Linked DNA regions of Homo sapiens: region 2 is linked to region 1. Evidence: chromatin contacts called from ENCODE Hi-C or POLR2A ChIA-PET data. All regions are on one chromosome and are shown on one strand. The core of a region is the stretch at or near the end of the contact, and the rest is flanking DNA. Distances in the headings are between cores, read along the strand shown. Region 1 holds the start of DENND2B (DENN domain containing 2B). Region 2 overlaps DENND2B (DENN domain containing 2B).

Region 1 (7,679 bases), core at 3,157-5,656:
GAGGCCTGTGAGTGGGCACTGGTAATGGGAGCAGCTGTAAAACCCTGGAGGGCAGCCCCAGGAGAGTGACCTTACCAGGAAAGTTCTGGGAAACAAACCACAGGGAGGCTTTACAGGAATTTTTGGTTGTGCCCACAGGCAAGGCACATGAGGAAAAGAAATGTAATTATAGTTTGTAAGTCGATGAAAAGAGGCAATGAGTGACATGAAATAGCTGCTCTAAGTTTCTTCTTCCTGTCGGACAGGAAGAAATGGGGTTTTATGCATTTCATTCAGCAGATATTTATTGAGTGCCAGCTGTGAGCTGGGCCCTGCACAAAGTGCAGGGAATATTGGTGGTTAGCAAAATAGTCAAGGTTCGTATCCTAAGGAACTCTTCTGAGGGAAGACTGAGATTAAGCAGATAACTGTATAAATGCATAATTACACAGCATGGTGAGTGCTCTGAAGGATAAGTGTGGGGAGCCTCATTTAGATTGGAGGATTGTGAAAGTCAAGAGACAGGAGAGTCAAGGTGAGGCAAGGTGAGTAAGAGCTATCCAGGCAAAGACTGCTTGGTAGGGGAGTGTCCCAGCAACGGGAAACAACCTGGAAAAAATATGACACCTCAGGGGAACTAAAAGCAGTTGTATGTGGCTGATGCACAGACAGGGAAGGGCAGGAAGTGTGCTGAAAGAAGGCAGGAGGAGAATCATGCTGGGCCTTGTAGGTCCTGGTAAGAAGTTAGATTTTATCTTAAGTGTAGTGGGAAGTCAATGAAGTGTGTTAAGCAGGAAATGACCTGATCTGGTGTTAAAAAAAAAAAAAAAAAAGGTGATTCAGACAGCTCTAATGACTTTGTGAGGGGAGAGTGGAAGCTGGGGCAATTAGGAGGTTTTTGCAATAATTAAGGTGAGAGATGGGTAGCATCAGAGGTGGAGAAAAGTGGACAGATAAAAGATATATTTTGGAAGTAGAATTGTTTGCAGTTGGGAAATGGGTTGGATGTGGGCAGAAATAAGAAGGGAGAGTTGAGGATGTCTCCCAGGTTTCTGGCACATGTATGCTTGCAGGCCTCTCAGTAGACAGCAGAGAGCTTATATAAGGTTGTCAAATCCTTATCCTTCAGAAGGGTCAGGTAGGATTGGTCTAAATCCAGCCTTGCAGAGGCAGTGGTGGGATTCAGCTGTCCCTGACTCTGCCCAGTTCAAGGAGTGTGTACACAGTAGCATTACCCAAGCAGGGATTCCAGTTCTCTCAGTAATGGGGCCCTTCCTTTGTCCCTTCCCCCAGGACAAGGCCCTAAGGAACCTCCATAACTCCAGCATGCCACTAGGGGGAGCATGGCCCGCATTCTGGGTCTGGTTTGGAGGGCTTCTTAAGTTTGGATTACTTCAGGAACTGACTTGTATCAGTTCTAGTACTCAGTCCTGACCCCTGGCCCCTCATACTGCTTAAAAGAATGCCTGGCATATGGTAGGTGCTCAACAAGTGTTAACTGATGTTACTACTGTATTATTAATATTATCTTATTATAGAAAGGGGTGGGATCACCCCTTCTTTCTCAGGATGGAGACTGGGCAAGTGGAATGTGCATTTTGAGGATCAGGAGGAGAGCAGAGGGATGCCTTTTGGACAAGGAAGAGGCGGAAATTTAGTGATTTGATGATACTGCATTTGCCCTTCTGTCTTGTCTTTCTTTGTCTTTCTTTGTAGACTTGGGATTCTTCAGCTGGGGCTTGGGTGGGGTTGGGGATTTATAGTGGGTGATTAGGTTCACTCCCTTTCAAGCTCTGATTGCTTCACTAAAGCAGTAGTGCCCCCCATTTAGGATTTGTGCCATTCTGTCATTTCCTGTTGGATTTTATAACACTTTCCTACCTTAACTTCTGGTATATATTTACCTTTTAAACTCAAGTCAATCAGAATCTTGTTTTGAGAATGTTGTGATATGCTGGAAATTAATGAAAAAAACCCACTAGATTCTGCATAGGATGTTGCATTAAAGATTCTATCAGGCTGGGTGTGGTAGTACACACCTATAATCCCAGCTACTCAGGAGTCTGAGGTGGGAGGATTGCTTGAGCTCAGGAGTTCAAGACCAGCCTGGGCAACATAATAAGACCTCGTGTCAATAAATAAATAAATAAATAACATCAGGACCTTTTTTTTGGGAGCACTGTTTTTGGGAGCAGCATTGGAAAATATCCTCCTTAAGCCTCAGTGTCCTCATCCTGGGGAGGGTATTAACTGTCCCAGTGTTTTTTGTTTGTTTTTGGTGAGGAGTTGTCAAGAGGAGTAAAGTTCTTAGTTCAGTTCCTGACTTGAGAGTGCTTTCACGGACAGCATCTCTTCCGATGCTCAGTCCCAGCCCTGTCAGTAGGCTCTGTAGGTGGAAAGGGGGAAGTCATGGGACTTGCCCAATGGCACATGGCCCGTTAGTGGTGGAGTCAGGCACTGCCAAGGTCTTCTGACCCCTGGTGCTGTTGCAACCACTGTGCTTAATGTACTCAAGAGACTTGAAAGGCTTGGGGATTGTTTCTAGATTTTATTTCCTGGTTCCATGACCTGGGGCAAGTAATTTTACTTCTGTTGTAGAATTAAAAAAAAAAAATCTGTTAAATTAGTATAATAATGCCAATCCTAACTTTCAGACCTGTCATGTTGAACAGACGAGCCAAGATTTTGAGAGTCGTTTAGAAAAGTGCAAGGTCACATATAGCTGTAGGGTAGGGCTTTTTCTCCGAGCTGTGCATCAGGACGTTTTACATCTTAGAGATGCTGTCTTAAGGTCTTTAGGCTGAAAGGATGGTAGTCAGCCTATCTCGCCACAACTTACAAGGATTCTCCACCTTCCCTTGGGAGCCCAGCGTTATCTCATAACCAGTTATCAAAAAGTTGACAGTTTTTGAAATCAGGTGGCAATATACTTTAGTTGAAAGTGTGCTGGACTAGGGCGAACTTGGCTGATCTCTTAGTTCTTTGACTGCCTAACTGTATAAGTGCAGATCAAATGTTTAATCTCTCTGAGTCTCAGTTTTTCCATCTATAAAATGGTCATAAGGCCAGTATGCTGGCTCACGCCTGTAATCCCAGCACTTTGAGAGGCTGAGGCAGGAGGATTGCGTGAAGCCAGGAGTTCAAAACCAGCCTGGGCAACATAGTGAGACCCTGTCTCTATAAAAATAAAAATTAAAAAAGTAGCCAGGCGTGGTGGTGCATGCCTGTAGTCCCAGCTACTTCAGAGGCTGAGGCAGGAGGGTTGTTTGAGCCCAGGAGTTTGATGATGTAGTGAGCTATGATTGCACCAATGCATTCCAGCTTGGGCAATGGAGCAAGATCCTGTCTCTAAAAGAAATTTAAGAAGAATAATAAATAAACTTGAAAAAATGGTCATAAAAATATCTGTGCAGTGTATTTCAAAAGGTTATGAGGATCAAACAAAATGATACATGTAAAAAGAATGTTACAAAGCAGAAATGTATGCTGGGTAGGGGGGAGAGGAAGGGACAGGATGGGGATGGGGATGGGACTAAACTTAGGGGGTCTGCCGTGTCCCAGGGACTGTGCTCATTTTCTGACAGGAGCAATATTATTACCGACTGTGACAGCAGCTCCCACTAAGCCTGCACCTTAGCTGCAGATCCTTAGCAGGGCAGAGAGACAAGGCTGTATTTGTATCAGGTTTGTCGTCTGGGTTGTGACTCTCGACTTGCCCAGGATTCTTCCTGGTCCTGACCGAGTTGTCTTTGCTCTCCATTTCAGGAAGATGAGAGACTGCTTAGGCGCCACCACTAGTACCATGAGTCCCTGCACTGGTTAAAGCCATCGCCACAACCTGGACAGGCAGCAAGGTAAGCAGAGAGGCCAGTCCAGGCGAGCTCCTGGGATGTGAGTGCATTTCCGCCCCAACTGCTGCCCGGAAAAATCCCAAGTGCACAAACAAGTCAAGGCAGCGCATCAGGGTCCCTCCTACCCGAGCTCCAGGACCCAGAGGAAGCTGGGTCCCCTTCAAGCGCTTCAGCTAGCTCCCTCCCCCCTGGCAGGGATTCTTCCAAGTTATAAAAAATGAGACACTGGAGGGGAAGAAAACAAGTCCACTCACTGTCTTCTCCCTTCTCCCCTCTGAGCTGTTCAAGCAAGTTCCCAGGAGCAGTTCAGAGCCCCTGTTGGACTGGAAGGGAGGTAGGAGGAGTGGAATGCATGCAAAAACCGAGCTGATCAAAAGACAGTGCTGTTTCATGGAAGCCTCCCAGAACTGAGAGAGAGAGAGAGAGAGAGAGAGAGAGAGAGACAGTGAGAAAGAAAGAAAAAGAGAGCGCCCTTGTGCACGCGCTAGGCCAAGAGCGCGCCGCTGTGCGCGCGCCCGCCTAGCGAGGACAGGGTCTCCATGACAACCGGCCTGGCCGGCTAGCAGTGCTCTGCTCACTTGGCTGCGAGGAGCGCCACGAAAGGTCAGAGGAAGGAGCTGTGGGAAGCTCGCAGCAGGTATCGGAGCTTAAGCCAGTGGATTTGGGGGCCCTGGGCTCCCTAGCCGGCTGCGGTGTGAGAATGGAGTGGGCAGGAAAGCAGCGGGACTTTCAGGTAAGGGCAGCTCCGGGCTGGGATCATTTGGCCTCCTTTCCTGGCCCTTCTCTCCGGCTGTTTTCTGGGAGTCAGGCGAGTGTCTGTAGTCTCTGCTCGGGGTTTGGGGCTCAGGAATGATGTCATGCTCCAACAGTTGGATTCTATTAGCTTAAGGAGGAGGGAAACAGCCAATTTTCTTGACTTTGCAAATCTAGCTGATCTCACTCTTGCTGAATCTGAGGTGTTTAGACTTCACTCTAAAAAGCATCATTTTACTTTTATTTAGCACAAAGGCACAGGATATTTTTACAGGAAGAATCTTTTATATGGAAAAATCTGAGTTAACATCACTCCCGTGGTGTTTGTAGTTCTTACAGGGAAACTCCAGTGCCTTTTGAGCCGCTTGTTCGTCCTAGTGAACACTGTCTGTTTTGTCTCTTGGTGCTGCTATGTCTGACCTGTAATGGAAAAAAAAAAAAAAAAAAGGCTAATTAAGCTCAGCCAGGAGCCTGTGGTGAGTTCCAAGTCCCTCTAGAGCATTTATTAGGACAGAGGGACTGTCACAGGGATGCCTGAGCTGGGGTTTTGCACTCTCTCTCTTCCAGGCAGCTTGGTAAGAATCAAGCTGTCCTCCCACATCAAAAGGTCGATCACAGACTTTCCTAAGAGGTGGAGGAGGGGGCTGGCTTGGGGTTGGGGGGCCTGCAAACAGGTTTCTCATCCAGATGTCCCAGAGTGAGCTCTCAGCAGCAGCTGCTAAGAGCTGGGGAACATGAGGCACTGTAGTTGTGCCGGGTGGATTCCTTTGGTTACATTTTGACCAAATCTCAGGGCACGCAGTGTCCACGCTGTGCACTCCTACACTGATTGTCCTAAGTTTTGGTAAAACTTGTTCTGACCTAGAGGAGTGGTACATGGTGAGCTGTGTGGCCTTGGAAAGGAGACCCTCCCAGAAAGGCAGTTTTATAGGTGATAGGGTAGTGGGGTTGTCAGTAATATTATGAGGAGGATGAATGCAGCAAACACTTCCTGCAACGGAGACCCATCAGGGGTTGTGCTTCCACTTGAGCCATGTTATGTCTTAAATTCACTTCTTGGCCTCAGGGAACTTTGCAAATGCCTTTGGTTTCTCTGTGGGATGAGGGAACAGCTGCTGTCCTGGTTCTTCAGTTTTTCTTCTTGAACTTTCTGAACAGAATGTCTTTTGTATTCTGGCAAACAATGAGGGGGCATTCTGATTAACTTCGGATCAGCTTGCCAATGCAAGCACTGGCCATGTCCCCAGTTCCGGCTCCCTAAAATGAGTACATGTATACATCGTGGTTGTGGCCTGAGGGTCCACAAGGGTGAACTCCATGGCCCTGGACCTCAGACGGTCCACTTCTGAAGTTATTCCTCTTGCTACATACACTCCAGGGATCCTTTGCTTAGTTGAAACCTACATTTTGCTGGAGGGATGTGGCATAACACTGAGCCAGTGGCCCCTTCAGTTGGCAGTGTAAATCCAGAACCTCAGCCTTCTTTTCTACTTGTGTGTGTAGTTGGAGCTCTTCAATTTTACCATCCCCACATCTGTGAAGAGGGCTAGCAGAGACCCAGTTTCAGGAGCTGCTGCTCCTTCTGTTGGTATAGCAGAAAGAATAATGGATTTGGGTTGCTAGACTTGAGTCGACGGCTAGATTCTGTTCCCATAGGGCGGCCACGGGCAAGTATCTTAACTAATAGGAGCTTCAGATTCTTACCTGTGAGATGGAGGTAATAAGAACAACTTCACAGGACTGTTGGGAGGAGCCAGTGGGATAACTTCCATGAAAGTAGTTTGAAACAAGTCACGTCCTATCTAACGAACCGTGTTGTGAATTGAAGCTTGAGGAATGACCCAACTCTCTCTGGAAAGTCACTTTGCCTCTCTGTTCTGGTTCTCTCATTTTATAAAGTGCCTTCTTCCTTTCTGCATTTATAAGTAAACATGAGAAAAATCTGAAAAGACTTCTTCAGGATGTTTAAGGAAACAAATGTTGCTTTCCTTGGGTTGGGTCGTTTCATAAGAGTGATGTTTGCCATAAAACTGGAGCCTCATAGACGATCCTGCAGGGAGGAAGCTTTCCTTGGTCACCTGACTCATGTGTTTATATATAGTATAGAGGAGAGGTATTCCAAAAGACCCGTCGCTTTTCCTGTGTCCCACAGCTGCCTGTAGAGTTGTGGCACCATAAACTTTAGCAGCTGGAAAAGAGGCCAGGCCTGGTTCCCTCATCCTGCTGGGTCCTGCTGGGCACACTCTGCAGTGGGCAAAGGGGTCTTTCTCCTTCATTCTGGGTTTAGAAGGCAGGGTTCTAACTGGGAGAAAGTGTTATTGCTCCGAAAGGCTTCTTGGGGGCTGGGCAGGTCTTTCAGGAACTCATAAGGCCACAGCTTATGGGGAAAGAAAAAGAAACAAGGAAGTGGGAATTCCAAGGGCAGAGATTCTTGATATGCCATGGGACTGTGCCAAGGAATGGAAGAGCAGGGGAAGGGAGACTCCAGGCAAGGAGAGTCCCAGGTCTGTCCTCATTGAGTCGAAAGGGCGTATGGCATACTAGAGCGCGTCACCCACAGCCCCAGCTTTACTGTAGGATGGGGAAGACCTGCCAGCCATATCCCGGAGTGGTGTCTGGGAAGAAGCCCTTGAGCAGACCCATAGTAGGCAGATTAAAAAAATGAAACAAAACAAGCAGCTCCCCTTCTAGTTGAGTCATGTCACAACAGCCTCTAAGGCCTGAAGGAGAAGCTGCCCACAGCTTAGATTGGGGCTGCAGCTGTTCCCCGACTCCCATCAGTCCGGCTTCCCAGAGCTGAGTCACAAATTGGATCTGTCTATGTTCCTTAAGGATTAAAAAGTAACATTCCTGTTCTCACTCCCTCTTTCCTCCTTCTACTCCGCTTCCTGTACCTTCTCCCCTTGGGCTCTCTCTCTCTCAAATTAGATATCAGTCACCCCGGGAAGATGAAACTTTGAAATACACTGGAGAACAGGCCAAGGACACCCTTGGTTCTGCTGGTTCAGCCTCTTTCCCTGGAATGAAGGGCGGGGTGTACAGATTCAGGAGGGCAATCCAAGTATCATGGCCCCACTGGTAGCCTAGACCTAAGAG
Region 2 (7,679 bases), core at 3,714-6,213, 100 kb after region 1:
CAGCCCACACACAGCGCCTGGTCCACATCCAGTCGATGCTGAAGCGCGCCCCCAGCTATCGCACGCTGGAGCTGGAGCTGCTGGAGTGGCAGGAGCGGGAGCTTTTTGAGTACTTTGTGGTGGTGTCCCTCAAGAAGAAGCCATCGCGAAACACCTACCTCCCCGAAGTCTCCTACCAGTTTCCCAAGGTGAGGCCTTCTCTCTCCCCACCTTGCCCATATTCCCCCTCTTCCATCCTCTATCCGCCAGGCCTATCTGGGGAAGGAGAGAGATCTTGTTCGTCATACGTCCTCACCGAGCTGCCACAGCCCTGAACCTGCCTCCTCTCAGCCAGGAGGGAAGACAGGGCTGCAGCGGGGGTGGGTTTGGGCCAGTGCTTGTTCAAAGGATGAGGACTAAGAAAGAACCTCTCAATGTGCTTATAATAAAATCCAGAACAATTGAATACCATACAGTTCACCCACTTAATGTATACAGTTCAGTGTTTGGGTGTATTCACAGAATTGTGCAATCATCACCACAGTCAATTTTAGAACATTTTTATCACCCCAAAGAGAAACTCTGCACCCACTAGCTGTCACTCCGCACTTCTCCCACCAGCCTGTCTCTCACTCCGCCTTCCCTGCTTGTCGCCAGCCAGCCTGGCCTCCCTCTTCTTCCTCTCACACTCAACCCCTCTCTCTCTGCCATTGCCTCTGCCAGGAATGTGCTTTCTCCAGCTCTTCACGTGGCTGCTGGCTCCTTCTCATTTCTCAGGCTCTGCTCAAGTAGGACCTCTTTCAGGAGGTCTGTCCAGACACCTGCATGGAGCCCCTCCCCTGCCCAGCTTGCTCTGGTACATAACCCTGCTTATTATTTTATTTTTTTATTCGAGACGGAGTTTCGCTCTTGTTACAGAGGCTGGAGTGCAATGGCGCTATCTCGGCTCACTGCAACCTCCGCCTCCTGGGTTCAAGCGATTCTCCTGCCTCAGCCTCCCAAGTAGCTGGGATTACAGGCATGCGCCACCACTCCTGGCTAATTTTGTATTTTTAGTAGCGATGGGGTTTCTCCATGTTGGTCAGGCTGGTCTCGAACTCCCAACCTCAGGTGATCCGCCAGTCTCGGCCTCCCAAAGCGCTGGGATTAACAGGCATGAACCACCGCGCCCGGCCACCCTGCTTATTTTTTTTTTAAGCCCCGCTCTGAGATGTTGTGGTTGACCATCTCACTCTGCTGACGAGAATGTGTAAGGTCGGGGACCTTGTCCCCTTTGTTTTCCATTGAGAGCCAAGAGCCCTGGCGCATAGCACCGTGTCAGATGCCATATAGAAAGCACTCCGCTGGCATTTATTGAATGAATGAATGATGACTCTGGGCTCTGTAAGAATTCGGAGTGGGACAAGGGTTGCTGAGATCATGCCCGCTAGTCAGTGGCATCTAGGGCCCTCAGGGGAGGAGGGGCTTCTCAGCCACCACCACCCGCCCTCAGGTTCCATGTCATCTCCTGGTTCCTTCTTCCCTGCAGCTGGACCGACCCACCAAGCAGATGCGAGAGGCAGAGGAAAGGCTCAAAGCCATTCCCCAGTTTTGCTTCCCTGATGCCAAGGACTGGCTTCCTGTGTCAGAGTATAGCAGGTGAGGCCTGGCCTGGCCTGAGGGAGGAAGGAGCATAGCCTTCTTTACCCCCATAGCGTGGGCACCTGAGTGGGGCCTGCTCTAGTCTCATCCTCTCCTACAGCAACCTGGCCCTTCACCCCACGTGAAAATGACGGTCCCTATTCTTGGGGGCTGTTTCCTAGGTCCTCTCACACCTCCCTGATGCCAGACCTCTCTTTGTTCCAGTGAGACCTTTTCTTTCATGCTGACTGGGGAAGATGGCAGCAGACGCTTTGGCTACTGCAGGCGCTTACTGGTGAGTGAGGCCATTCGGTCCTCAGGCCAGCAGGCAGGGGATAGGCCAGGGTGTGTGTGTGTGTGTGTGTGTGTGTGTGTGTGTGTGTGTGCCCTTCTGCAATTTTAGCTTGTATGAAATCCTATGTTATGCTTCCTGAGGCCACCCCGAACCCCCTGCCAACACACACACTTTCACAGGTGAGGCTACCCTGGGAGAGCAGGGCTCAGAGTGGTGCTTCTGAGGGGGCCTTAGGATCGGAGGTTATCTGGAGTAAGGGGAGGGAGTGGGTTTTCATGTCTTTTTAGTTTTTCTCTACTTTTTCGTCATTTCCCTTGGGATCATGGGCTCTGATTGCTGGTCTCTGGTTGCAGGATCGAATCGCCCCCAGCAGTATGTGTATATGCATCAGATTAGGTGAGGGACAACCTTCCTCACCCCCATACCTGGCCAGCCTGTAGTGGGGAGGAGGCCTTTCTGTGGTGTGGTGGGGCTGGAGATTGGGCAGGGACAGAGACATACCTTCTCTGGGAATCTGAGAGAGATACCTTGAATCTAGGGGAAAGGGATTAGGTTTTGAAAATGTTAGCCATTTTGTAAAGAGAAGTCCCTCACCATTTCCCTTCCCATTAGTCCTGGGAAATAGATTGGGTAGAGGCTCAGAGCCTGGCCCCTGCTGCACTCCCAGCTTGGAGCTACTGGGTTGTTGACAATGTTTTGGGGTTTCCAGGCCTTAGCAAGAGAAAGCCTCCCCAGATACCAGTCTAGGGGTAGATGAAGGGGGCAGGAGCCCTGAAGGAAGGATTTGGGGCCGGCCATTCATTCATTCAGAAACACTTATCATCCCTTATCAGAAGCCCTGACCTATTGAGAGTCAGGCACGTGCTATTGAGAGTCAGGCACGTGCTCATATAAAGATGAGTTTAACATGGATCTCCCTCTCGAGGAACTTTAGATGGCCTGTTACAGGAGATTGGACTTTCAACACAGGAGGGAAGGGCCAAGGGAATAAGAGGGAATAAATGTTGTTTAGAACCTGTCACATTCCAAGCTAGATGCTTCAAGTATGTCTTTTAAAAGAAAATGATCACAATAGCCCATGGGTTATTATTATCCCTGATCCATAGATTGGAAAGTCAAAACTCAGAGGTAGAATGACTTGCCCAAGGTCATACAGAACCAGAAGGGAAGTCGTTTGTCACCAATTTGTACTCTTGGATCACCCCCAGAGGATGGACTGGGGAGAGGGGGCGTGGGGAGGTAGAATGCCCATGGAGGGGCAAAGGGCGTATGCACAGGAGTGATGCCAGGTGGTGAGCCAGGCAGAGGCCAGCATGCCTCTGGCCGCCTGGGCCTCCCAGGCTTGGAAGGAGTGTTGCGAAGGCTGCCTTTGCTGGAACATAGATGGAGCAGAGCTGCTCCTTTGTAGTGGGGCTGCTGCCCCCAGGGAAGAGCGTGTTTGTCCTGGCGTGCTCAGAGAGGGCCTGGGCTGGGTCTCTGCCAAGGGGGCTGGCACTAGCTCGGCATTCCTGCAGATTGGACACAATGATTCTGATCCAAATCCCACATACTTGATTTAATCACTTGGGGCTTTAGGGGAGGCGGGGGAGAGGGAAAGAGACAGGAGTGAGTTTCAGGCCTAATATGGACAAAAACAGATTCTGCCTTCTCTTTAGATCTGTGACGTGTGGCCAGCAGGTTTGGAGACTGAAATAGCCCCATCTGCATTTGCTTAGCAGCCTGCACGAGGGGCCAGCACCTGCTGCTCTGCTCCCTCCCCACTCGGACTTGCCAGGCCCTCCAGGCCTCTGAGTCCTGCTGGAGAAGGCACTGCAGCCTGCATGGGGGCTCCGGGCCTGGGAGCTCTCAGTGCATGTCTCCCCTTTAGCTACCCACCTTTTTTTTTTTTTTTTGAGACAGAGTTTCATTCTTGTTGCCCAGGCTGGAAGTACAATGGTGTGATCTCGGCTCACTGCAACCTCCACCTCCCGGGTTCAAGCGATTCTCCTGCCTTAGCCTCCTAAGTAGCTGGGATTACAGGCGCATGCCACTATGACCGGCTAATTTTGTATTTTTAGTGGAGATGGGGTTTCTCCATGTTGGTCAGGCTGGTCTCGAACTCCCAACCTCAGGTGATCCACCTCCCTTGGCCTCCCAAAGTGCTGGAATTACAGGCGTGAGCCACCGCGCCTGGCCATGCCTACCTTTTAAGTCCCATTCTTCTTTTGCTCCTTTACTCCATAGCAAACCTCTACCCAGTGTCTTTGTTTTCTTTCCTTCCTGTCAGAAAGCAGCAGGCTTTAGGGGTAAGACAGCCAAACAGGGCCAAAGCAAACTCCTGGCTCCACAGCTTCTAGATAGGTGGCCTTAGGCAATGGCTTTATCTTTTTGAACTCAGTTGCCTCATCTATAAAGGGGATAATAATCCCTCTCTCACAAATCTCTTGTAAAGTCCCAAGCCCAGGAGTCAGGTATAGCAAATGTTCCATAAACAGTAGCTCCCATCTCTTGTTTTCAGTTTGCTCTCTTAGAATGGAGGTGGATCAAGAAAGGGAGAAAAGAAGCAAAAAAAGGAATGGTATGCCGAATGTGCCCTATGGGGCTAAAAAGCTACAATGGCTTGTCCTAAGGATGTACCCTAGTCCTTCCCATCTGCTGGGGTCCCAGCCTCAGGGCTATGAATCCACAGACACCCTGTAGCCTCTGCCAAACTGCTTTGCCCTTTGCCAGCCCCCGTCAGCGTCCTCCTGGGAGGAAGGGTGGAGCCTGTGTGGAGCCTGGCAGGAGCCTGGTACCTGGTGCTGGGAGACCCTGCAGAGCTGAGGCCTGTCCTGAGAGTGGTGGCTGTTCCTTCAGGGCTCTGGTTGCAGAGAGGTTTAGAGGAGGCTTAAAGTCTTCCTCCACTAGAAGGGCAGTCCTTACTCCTCCGTTCCCAAGGAAAAGGAGCCAGAAATGGTAATCATGCATTCTCTGTGTCTGTCTCTCTCCTCCTCCTCCTTGTCCTGGCCCAGCCAAGTGGGAAAGGGCCCCGGTTGCCAGAGGTGTACTGTGTCATCAGCCGCCTTGGCTGCTTCGGCTTGTTTTCCAAGGTAAGAGGCTCTGGCAGGCTTCCCTCCCCGTCCCCCAGCTGACAGCTCCCACAGGAGTATCTGCAGCCAGCTTAGATGAGAAAACCACCTGTGACTGTGAGCGAGCGGGAGACAGAATGCAGGAACAAGTACCAGTGAGCTCTCTGACACCCTCCCATTCCCCGGCCTGGTTCTCTACCCAGCTGGCTGGCATTTCCCCAGCTCCTGTGCTGGCAGTGTCTGCCCCTGTCACAGCCCACCCTGGGCCCTAGGCAGAGCCAGAGTCCTTGGGGAAGCAGGAGCGCCCAGGGAGCTGACTCTTGGGTGGTATTTCCTTTGCCCAGCTACTCCGCTCTTGGGGACTGAAGCAAGGCCAGTTAGGGAACAGAGGAGTCACTGAGTGCCAAGGAAAACGGGAAGGGTAGAGTGTGCAGATCATGGCAAGACCACCTTCCCGTCTCCCAGCTTCTGGGCTAGCCTGGTCAGATGCTTGGCTGCCCTCTTCTCTGCCAGGAGGGGGAAGGGCAGTGCCCTGACACCCTTCCTCTTTGGGCTGCTGGCGGTGGGCACAGGTCCTAGATGAGGTGGAGCGCCGGCGTGGGATCTCCGCTGCATTGGTCTATCCTTTCATGAGAAGTCTCATGGAGTCGCCCTTCCCAGCCCCAGGGAAGACCATCAAAGTGAAGACATTCCTGCCAGGTGCTGGCAATGAGGTAGGGATTTCTGCACCCTCTTCTCTCGGGCTACGGGCTGGGGTGGCAGGAGGACCATGCTGGCCAAGGTCGTAGTCTTTGGGGGTTGCAGAGCACGGTCCCTCCTTGCTCAACCATGTCTGTGTACCCCATCACTAGGGACCAAAAGAGCAAACAATAGGAATGTACATGTTGTCCAGCCCTCTGTTCCTCCCAGGGGCCTTCCCTGACCCATTTGGACTAAACTGCATTCCATCTGCCTTCCTTTTGTTCATTCATTGAACAGTTACTGAATGTGTGCCATCTCACAATCAGGGATTGCGCCAGACCTCAGAGCAGAGTCAGAGGTAGAGGGACGTGGCTCTGTCCTCATGAAGTTTGTAGTCTAGTGGGAGATACTGCTATTATAAACACTTTTACATATAAATAGATAATTCCTAAATGTGTTACAAGCCAAGTGAAAGCACAGGACCTTATGAGAGTGTGAAACAGGGGAGTCTGCTTTAAATAAGGGGCCAGGGAAGGTCTCCTCTGAGAAAGTAACACTTTATCAGAGACCTAAGTGGTGAGTGGGGGCAACTAAATGAAGCAGGAGGAGGGAGATGGAAAGAGAAGGATATGAACGGGAGAAGATTATTCCAAGTAGAGGAACCAGCATCTGCAAAGGCAAAAGTTGGGCAAGTGCAAATGCTGGTCAGAGGGTTGATGGGGTGGGGGTAGAGGGGTGGGTTGGCAGGCAAGAACCCAATCACGATGTCCCTGCTAGGCCAAGTTAAGGATTTGGGGTTTTATCTAAAGCAGGGGTATGATAAGATCTGACGTATATTTTCATTTCATTTTATTTTTTTGAGACAGGGTCTCACTCTGCCACCCATATTGTGCAGTGGTGCTGGAGTGCAGTGGTGCTATCATGGCTCACTGCAGCCTCACCCTCCCGGGCTCAAGCGATCCTCCCGCTTCAGCCTCCTGAGTAGCTGGGACTACAGGCGTGCACCACCAAACCCAGCTGACTTTTGTATTTTCTATAGAGACAGGGTTTCACCCTGTTGCCCAGGCTGGTCTTGAACTCCTGGACTCAAGCAATCCTCCCACCTCCCCCTCCCAAACTGTAGGGACTACAGGCGTGAGCCACCTGTGGCCAGCTGATACATGTATTCAAAGCCCACTGTGGCTGCCATGTAGATAATGGTCGGAGTGAAAACGGGGAGACCAGCAGGGATACTGTTGTGGCACTATGGGTAAGAGATGATGGCAGCTTTGGATTAAGATGTGGTAGAACAGGGGAAGGGAAGTAGATGGATTTTAGAATTAGGACCAATAGCACTTTGCGTTTGATTGGAAATAGGGAGTAGTTGTTACAGAGACTGTAAGGCTGACTCCCAGTTTTCTGGCTGGAGCCCCAGGGTAGATGATGGAGCCATGTACTGAGATGGGAGCTCGTGAAGGAGAAGCAGGTAATGAGGAGGAAGAGCAAGAGTCCAAATGTGTACATGTCAAGTTTGAGATGCCCATGAGACCCCCAAGAGAAGGTATTTAGTAGCAAAGAGTGTAAATAGGGAAGAGAAGAGAGCCCAGTATGGGGTCCTCCTCAGTCCTGGGGAACCCCAACGTGCAGAGGCCCTGCAGGAGAGGAACACTCAGGAGAGGGCTGCGGCTCAGGAGCACCTCAAAAAGGAAGCCGTGATCCGGATCAGGAACCACCAAGAGGTCAGGATGAGGCGTGGCAAGATCTTGACAAGTGCAGGGGCCCAGAAGTTGGGCTGGAGTGAGTTGAGAAGTGATGGGTGTGAGGAAGTGGAAACAGCCTGTGTAGACATCTTCTCAAGATTGCATGGCTGTGGAGAGAAATAGGGAAGAGGGCAGCAATTGAAATGTGGAACTAGGGAAGCTTGTTAGGGATGGTAGTTTGTATGCTGGTGGGAATGGCTGCCAGAGGAAGAGGTTTGAGCTGCAGGAGCAGGAGGGGCTAGCAGAGAGTACTGAGAAGATGTGGGTGTTAGGCTCCATGGAGGGCTTGGTGTTTATTAGGAGAGGAGGGAGTGGCTT

The links. A loop is a pair of places that touch in the nucleus more often than their neighbours do. ChIA-PET counts read pairs that join two places held with the same protein, here RNA polymerase II (POLR2A). Pooled maps may share reads with other maps.
Region 2: a loop to region 1 is called in a map of prostate gland, with 6 times the contacts of the local background. The contact joins the enhancer-like site here to the promoter of DENND2B in region 1. A Hi-C loop is called at or near these places in 49 of 168 maps with a recorded cell type or tissue (GM11168, HAP-1, HepG2 and 31 more) and 27 of 50 pooled maps. POLR2A ChIA-PET finds 5 or more read pairs at or near these places in 14 of 52 experiments (AG04449, AG04450, BJ and 9 more).

The regions. Positions count from the first base shown.
Region 1 is chr11:8,807,401-8,815,079 of GRCh38, reverse strand. It overlaps DENND2B (DENN domain containing 2B), which reads left to right and starts at 4,406. Exons shown (of 20, transcript NM_213618.2): 1 at 4,406-4,563. DENND2B-AS1 (DENND2B antisense RNA 1) reads right to left here. Exons shown (of 5, transcript NR_120590.1): 5 at 4,804-5,003.
Region 2 is chr11:8,705,060-8,712,738 of GRCh38, reverse strand. It overlaps DENND2B (DENN domain containing 2B), which reads left to right. Exons shown (of 20, transcript NM_213618.2): 9 at 4-188; 10 at 1,508-1,617; 11 at 1,825-1,894; 12 at 4,885-4,962; 13 at 5,514-5,654. Among named protein-coding and RNA genes, the nearest start is that of SNORA3B, 23 kb to the right of the region's middle. RefSeq lists an enhancer at 2,088-2,589. Within about 2 kb of position 4,963, at least 19 of the 41 ENCODE cell types and tissues checked have a DNase peak (open chromatin) inside an H3K27ac peak, as active enhancers do; they include body of pancreas, breast epithelium, dorsolateral prefrontal cortex and 12 more, where a contact is called at or near this core.